2 separate regions of the Mus musculus genome follow, and region 2 is linked to region 1. The links are chromatin loops, found by intact Hi-C in ENCODE. Cell type or tissue: gastrocnemius. All regions are shown on one strand.

Region 1 (4,000 bases):
TCTTTCTCTTCTTTCCTAGGAAGAAGCTGGAAGTAAATACGAGTATGGAATTCAACAGGTGGCCAGGGCCTTTACATTCAGTTATTTGGAAGCATAGCAGATTCCGCTCCTCGGAATCGTCTGGTTAGAAAACACATAATTATTGTATCATCTTTGAAGCACGTCAAGGAAAAAGTCAGCTGAGGATAATAATCGTCTTTGCTTTAAAGGCAAATCCCCAATAGCAACAAAAAAATTTGTTTAAACGACAGATCTTGAGACCCAAGGGAAAGACGAGCTTTAAGGGCCTGACAAGAGAATTCGCGTATGTGACCTTCTTACTAAAGGTTACCTGAGTACACCAGAAGTGGCTACCAAGCCAGGGGAGGAAAGACATCGTCCTCAACACGCACAGTTATGAGGGTGAACCCCAGTGCTAGAAAGATGTCTTTTCAGAACTCCTCACTTTAGATGCTGAGTAGTTTGTGTGTGTGTTTTAACCAAACGAATAACTAAAAAAAAAAAAAAAAAAAAAAAAAAGAAAACAAGAACAATTCAAGGTCATGCACAATCAGTAATAAATTAAACTATTAAGGAGCAATCGTGGGCAGGAGAGAAAACAAATCTGAGTCACCGAAGGGAAGAGGGATTCAAAACTACTTAGTGTATTTTGTAGAGAATGAGAAACAAAAATGGTTTCATTATGGCTTTAGGATGGAAGCGCTTTAGGGTCCCTGCCCGGTTCCCTTAAATCAAAGCCTTGGTGGCACTGAGGATACCAGGAATCAACCTAGCCTTCCGCCCACCCGCCCCCATAACCGTGCCCGGTGGTGGCTGTACTCCAGTGGGCCGTGTTCCCCAAGGTTCCTCAAGATGTGGCGCTGGTCACTCCAGTAAATCCATCGTCCAGGCGAGGGGGCGGAGAGAAGAGCCCTTATGGAAGATAGAGGGCAGCCAGGCCTTTCTTGAGCAGGGCAGGGTACATCTTTGGCCCACAGTTCCCCGGGCGGCAGGAGCTTCAAGGTAGGACCTTGGGGCCTGGATAGGGCTCTCCCTCGCACCAGAAGTCGTCGGCCTGTGGTGTCTCCAGGAGCCACACTTCTCGGGGAAGGTCGCAGGCAGAGCCGGAAGCCTCCTTGGGTCTGATGGGCTCCACTACACGGTAATAGTGGCAGTCCCGGCCGTCCTCCGGGTCGTAGGGTGGGGCCAGGATGTCCAGGAAGGCAGCTGGCCCGTCCACGGCATCAATCTGGTGCAGGTTGTCCCGGTGTGGAGTGAGCACGCAGGGCCCACTGGCCTCGGTGTACTCGGCCCGGGAACGCAGCACGCCCGGTCGCACGGCCTCCCGCTCCAAGGGCTGCAGCGGGGGCTCGAACTGCTGCTCTGGCGGCGGCCGCCGATGCCCGGCCCCCGTGTCCAGCTTGTCCATGCAGCTGATGCGGACCGTGCCGTACAGCACCTTGAGCATACCGTGCATGCCCGGGTGGTCGTGCAGCGGGATGCACGTGCCGCTCTTGAGCAGGAACACGCCCAGGCTGAAGCCCTCCGTCTCGTAGATGTGCATGTAGGTGACCGGCGGGAGGTTGCGGGGCAGCGGCTGCGGCAGCGCCTTGCGCGGCGCGATGTTGAGGTCCTCGGCGCGCACCTGGGTCAGCAGGCTCTTGAGCAGGCTCAGGTTCTCCGGGAAGCCCGGCGCCGGCCCTTCGGAGCCCGTCGAGCTGCCGCGGAAGGTGAGACACGCCTGGCGAGCGATGCGCTGGATCAGGGAGGCCATGTTGTCGCGGGGCATGCTTGGCGCTTCCTGCGCGGCTCGCGGCCGGCCCGTTCCGCCTCTGCGCCGCCCCTTGCGGTCTCCGGCGGCCGCCACGGCTACCCGCGCGGACCCCCGCGCCAGGCGGGAGACCTCCCCGCAACAACCGGCCAGCGGGGCGCGCGGGGCCGCCTTGCACGGTCGCCCGCTTAGCGCGCCAATGGTCGGGCGCTTGCCCGCGCGCGAAGGCGAGTGCGCACGCGCACGGCCGCTACCCGCACTCACGCTCCGGGGCCCAGACAGGCGCTGGCGCGGGCCGTGCCAGGCGCTGCCTCACGCGCGGAGCTCCATTCACGCGGCCCACACCAACGACTACAGCCGGGCGCGGCGGGAGCGCCGCAAGGCACGCTGGGATGTGTAGTCCGAGCCTGCGCTTGCGCGGGGCACGAACGCGTCCTGCGGAGCAGGGGAAACCAGGATTTTTTTAAGAACTTGGCAGAAAGCGAGCAGCGCGTTCGTTTTGCAGAGCCTCAGGGTGTTTACTTGTTTGATAAAACTGAACTATTATTGCAAGAGATATAGCCAGTTAACTACAACTCCCGCCATCCCCGCAGTCGGGGTGACATACTTCCGGCAGCTGGTGGAGGCTTCTCGCCGCTGGGAAAAAAACGGCACAAGAGGGTCGTTAACCTTCTTGTGCCGCTAGGGCCTGCTGGGTCACTCGGGGTCACCTTTGACCCTTGCTCCCTAGGAATGAGGTTTCGGGGTCAACCTTAGCTGCTCGTAGGCCACACTGTGTGCGCCGTGGAGATCTGTGGATGGCGCTTGTCTATTTTTCTGTTTCTTAGGAGGTGAATGGGGTCGGGCGGGTAACCAAAGCGGTCACCCAGCACAGCTGTGCGCAGCTGTTGTTTGCCTCTGGGCCTGATGACGCTGCTCCTTGACTCACTGATAGCGGGAAGCTTTGAGAGGCCATTTGCTACAGCCAAGGGTTCTGTATACTAGTGGTTATCCATCCGTAGGGCGCCCGAGAAACACCAGTTGAGGGGCAAGGGGCGTTTTGTCAGAATAGATTATCGCTGTCATGAGTCTCTAGAGCAATGCAACTATCGGGCTGGTTTATGAAGTTAGGTCACCGCAGAGTGATTATTCTCTGGACTTTTTGCAGACGTAGGTGGTGGCTGGCAAAGGAAGATAGTAGATATTATGAATTTAAATCTTACCCTTGAATTTAAGGTCTTCTTGGACTTTCAGAATTAAACATGGGTTTATAACTGCAGTGGCCCAGGAAATCCTTTTCAGTTAAGAAGGCAGGCTTTTAGTGTGTATGTGTGTGTGGGTTTTGCATCCTAGCCAGTAAGTGTGGTATTCCAGGTACCTTGTTAAATACATTAAATAATGAGTTTTATCTTAGTAATACCCTCACAGAAACTTTTAAGACGTAGGCACTGACTGTATTATTCCCCGCCTGTACACGAGAGATTAATTTGCAGGTGCGCATTTGGAAAAGACGTAAGTGCAACTTAACGAAACACAGTTTGAATTGGTGTAAAAGGAACCAAGGGACACAAGGACGTAGCTTCTGCAGCTTATTGTGGTGCTCACAAGCTGTGGCTTTCTGCACAGCGTACCTTTCCAAGTCCTCAGTTCATTCCTCCAAAGAATGCTGGGTTTGATGCATCCAGACTTCTGAGTCATTGTTTCTCACCCAAAGTCCCTCGGTAGCTTAAAGGGCGATTCTAGACGTTATACCCCAGGGCTTCTGATTCAGTATTGGGGTGAAGGATAGAATTCTGGTTGAGAGGTGCCCACTGAAGTGGTTCGAGGTTCAGCACCCATGTTGGGGGGGGTGTCACTGTGAGATCTGTAAATGGTGAGCCAACCCCATTTACATTCCACAGTAAGAGCAACTATTTGGCTACGTAAATGGATCCTTAAGATTACTTGTGTTTGAGCCGGGCAGTGGTGGCGCACGTCTTTAATCCCAGCACTCGGGAGGCAGAGGCGGGCGGATTTCTGAGTTCGAGGCTTACAGAGTGAGTTCCAGGGATAGCTAGGGCTACACAGAGAAACCCTGTCTCAAACAAACAAACAAACAAAAAGATTACTTGTGTTTTAGAAGCTGGTGGTGTGCCATCCTTAAATGCACTATGGAAGTTCATCATGTAAGGAAATCCCATGCAGTTTATTTGTAAAGTAAGGAATATTTAAGAGAAAGTTCTTTTGTTTTCACATACAGATTTTTTTGCTTACTGGCTTTACTTGTATAAA
Region 2 (4,000 bases), 590 kb after region 1:
CAGTGAGCAGGCAGAAGCAGACAGGACTAGAGAGAGGAGCTCTGAGAGATCCCCTCAGCCGAAACGGAACAATATGGCCTCTGTTCTGAGACTTGTCAAAGCCATCTTTTCCCTCCTCACATTTTTGAAAAGCACTTAAAACCTAAAAGGCCTTTATTTCCAGAGAAGCTGTCAAAGCCCAAAGGCCCTGTCTAAAGACAGAGCCTTGCACTGAACCCTGAGTTTTAAATAGCAAAGCAAAAGTTCTGAGAACCTGCGAGAACCACCCTGAAACTGGGTTGATTTCCTCATCTTTGGGGCTGTTTTCAGAACCCAGATACCCAGCAGATTCTGGGAACTACCAAGGTTAGAACGGAGGAGACCAAGCATACCGATCACACAACTCTAAATATGGAGTCTTTGGTTCTTAATTGGCCAAGGCCCTGCAAATGAAAACCCGACTTTTACTTCCAACTAGGATTCCCCTCCCCCCAGTCCCCCACTCCACCCAGCATAGTCTTTGTATTCTTTGTCCGGAAGGCTGGGTACAGCATTGTTATACCTGAATGGACCATCTTTGAGGGTGGGGCCATTGGCTTTGACTCTCATTTACATAACATTAGGGAGGTAGCTTTGTGTCACCGGAATTTGTTGAATGAAAGAATGTGACTAATGGAAACACAAATACCCACATAACTCATCGCATCCTTGTAAGAAAGTGGAGGCTGCCAACTTGGATCACGTGACACATGTGTCACGCTGGGAACTTTTGTACCTTACCTCCGATGCTTTGGCGACCTAAACTAGAAGCTTGAGGTAACAGGGGGACAAGGGATAGAAGCCTTGGCTTCCTGACTACTGTCAAACCTTCGCCTTCACCACAGCCTTGGACCCCATATCAGTCACGAACCGAACCGTCAGTGTGCTAGGGGCGGTGACCATAAAGAACTGGTGACCGGAACCCCATAATGCAACAGGAAACCTTCCTATTTCCTAAGACCCTCAGTGGAGCTTTGCGACTGGGGATGGGGGTTGGGGGGGATAACAAATATTCCGCCCCTGAGTTATACCTACTTTCCTCCAGGGTAGAGAAACAAATCGTTCTCTATACCAATGATTAAAAAGTGAATGCTCCACGGTGGAGTAGTCTGGGTAAAGCAGGACTTTGAAGCTCATTCTCTCATAAGAGAAACATCCCTTCACCTTCCAGCCATCCTGAATACTCTACTTATTCCCTCCTGGAAAGCAAGTGTCAAATCCAAGGTCCCGAGTCTTGCTTTGAGGGAAGAGTGATCTCTCGGGTCCAAGGTCTACTCTCACCAGTGACAGCTCTGTCATCAGAGAGGCTTCCTCAGGCCAGAAGCAGCGACCCACAGCCAGACATCACACACACAGAGACTACATTAGAGGTCACCATCAGATCCTGCCCCCTCAGAGTTCAGGGAATCCCTTGGAAGAGTAGGTAAAAAGGGAGTCAGAAGGGACCAGGAGAACATGGCCCCGGGAATCAACTAAGCAGCATAGAAATGAGCTCACACAGACTGAAGCAGCAAGCGCGGGGCCCACGTGTGTCCGCACAAGGTCCTCTGACTATATAGTATAGCTATTAGCTTAGTAGGTTTATGCGTCCCTGACTGTGAGGAGGAGTGGGTCTCTTACTCTTGTGCATGCTCCTGGGGCTCCTTTCCTTCTCTCATTTGCCACGTCCCACTTCAATATGATGGCTTTTTTGCTTCCCCGTATCGTATTTTATTATCTCACTTTCAGTTGTTATCTCCTAGAAGCCCGTTCTTTTCTAAGGAGAGACGGAAAGGGAGTGTGGATCCGGACAGGAGGCAAAGTAGGGAGGAACGGGGAGGAAGAGAGGGAGAGGAAACCAACATCAAGATACTGCACGAGAAGAGAATCTACTTTCAAATAGAAGAAAAAAAAGTAAAAAGAATAAAATAAAGACAATTAAGAAGACAAAACAAATGAATAAACAAAACCCCACAAAAATCAAGTGACTTTGTAAAGCTATTCTAATTTTGGCTACTTTCACTTGTACACATAACTCACAAGCCAGTGTAGTCTTGGGCCCTCAGAATTCAGTGTGTGAGTACGTATGTAAGTCCTCCTTACATCTGTACTCCTCCTCTTCCTTCTATATTTTATTTTGATGTTGGAAAGACATCTCAACAGTTAAAGAGTGCATACTCTTCTTATAGAGGACTTAAGTCCAGTCCTCAACACCCATTCCCAATGGCCTAACCCTAACTCTAGCTCAAGGGCATCTGATGCCATCTCCTGGTCTCCGAGGGCACTTGTGCTCCCTCACACACCTACACATGGGTGCTTCTCTGGTAGAACAGCAAGACCTCTTAACCACAGACCCGCTGTCTCTCTGGTCCCCACTTTGCACTCGGAAGAAAATAGTGTCTCATCCTTCCTGGGAATGTCTTAAGTGCCAGCCAGGGCTCTGTCTTCCAATAATAACTCCACTAAAGCTCGCAGCAAACTCGGGTGGTCAGCACTGTTATTATCCTCCCCATTCTACAGATCAGCAAACTGAGACTGTCTCAGACCACAAAACTGATTATCGCCAATGGGATTGCTGCCTGGGCAATTGTGATTTAGCCAGGGTCTTCCTGAGTAGCCACCCCACTCCCACTCCCAGTCACATAACTTCTTGATGAGTATACCAATCAACACCTCTGGCAGTCCACAACAAGCTTCCCAGCTTCCACTAAACCAAAACACCCTCAAATATCACGTGCTTCTGTGAGCCTAGCATGCACACAGCCTCTTCTGGACCCACCAGAGCAGGGCTCCTCTTCAGGTTGGGACTCGGCAGTCAGCAACAGGACTTCTGTTCAATGGCCTTAAGGATAGTTAAACTTGGTCAAAGCTTTATGCCGGAGACCCCTTTACAGGGGAAGCTATTGGCTGATGAGTGAGAGATTTCTCTGGTTGCAATGAAAACAAAACCTTTTTCTCTTCAGTTGTCCATCTGTCCATCTTCCTCTGCCAACCAACACATGCTCACGTTTGCAAAGCAGCTGCTATATTCGTAGACATTAACTCCCTAAGAAGCATGCTATACCTCCATGTTCAGACCATTGTTTTCTATTGTTACCATTTTCTTATCAGTGGATACAGTCTATCTTCTCTACAGCAGAGCAGCCACAGTTTGCTGTTTCTCTTTTTTTCTTAAAGGGACTATTTACCCAAACAAACAAACAAAAACAAGTAGGCGTTTGTATGTATCCACTTAGCTATGGGTTCAGACAAGTTACTCAGTCAGGCAGCTCACGTGTGGGAAACTCAGTCCAGATTCTAGAAATAATAATACAACAAAGGAAATGTAACTAGTTACTGGCAAGGCTCAAGCTTTTGGCTTAAATGTTGCTTACACACACACACACACACACACACACACACACACACACACACACACACACCCGCTGGGCTCTTCCTGTCATGGCCGTCATTTTTATTTATTTATTTTTTAATACCATTTATGATCTTGGAAATCCTACAAAGACAAACAGCTCTAAAAGCTGGATTGACTCATCGGCAAGCTAACAACCCGTTCTTCCCATTTTGGAGAGGTCTCTTCTCCCTGGCGACCACGCTACATATTCATTAGAGAAGTTCTTTGTGTCTACTGATAGCATAAAGGGTCTTACTTGCTGGGAGAGCCTGGAAATAGAGAAATGGAAAAAACAAACAAACATCATCTTCCTAAGAGTTGACTGTGTGTGTGTGTGTGTGTGTGTGTGTGTGTGTGTGTGTCTACAGGAGGTGAGTGGAGCATTAAGTCATTGAATTTTCAAACTGTGTGTATTTTAAATATGAGCCAGAAAGCAAACCCCTTGTTCCTGGTGATAGGTTACATTTCTGTAATGCCTTTCCTCTGAGGACAGTGAAGTTCTGGGAATTTTTCTTTATAGACAATAATCTTAAAATACCCTGGCATGTTTCAACATGGAGTATTGCTCTTTCTTGGGGGGTGGGGGGGGGAAGAGAGAAAAAAGAAATC

Evidence for each region. Peaks named below come from ENCODE experiments on the same cell type or tissue, not always from the same donor. Only the 100,000 strongest peaks of a DNase experiment are listed, where the experiment ranks them.
Region 2: it touches region 1 in a loop (4-fold over the local background); 1 of 42 quality-filtered maps calls a loop at or near these places.

The regions. Positions count from the first base shown.
Region 1 is chr10:67,547,006-67,551,005 of GRCm38, forward strand. Ado (2-aminoethanethiol (cysteamine) dioxygenase) reads right to left here and starts at 1,950. Exons shown (of 1, transcript NM_001005419.2): 1 at 1-1,950. The coding sequence starts at 1,768. The coding sequence ends at 998. In gastrocnemius, CTCF peaks have their summits at 2,388 and 2,598; DNase peaks (open chromatin) are centred at 923, 2,064 and 2,353; H3K4me3 peaks cover 3,223 bases; H3K27ac peaks cover 3,094 bases.
Region 2 is chr10:68,137,008-68,141,007 of GRCm38, forward strand. The region is part of intron 4 of Arid5b (AT rich interactive domain 5B (MRF1-like)); the gene reads right to left. Among named protein-coding and RNA genes, the nearest start is that of Gm51770, 12 kb to the right of the region's middle. In gastrocnemius, a CTCF peak has its summit at 2,258 (motif pointing left); a DNase peak (open chromatin) is centred at 2,949; H3K4me3 peaks cover 305 bases; H3K27ac peaks cover 2,325 bases.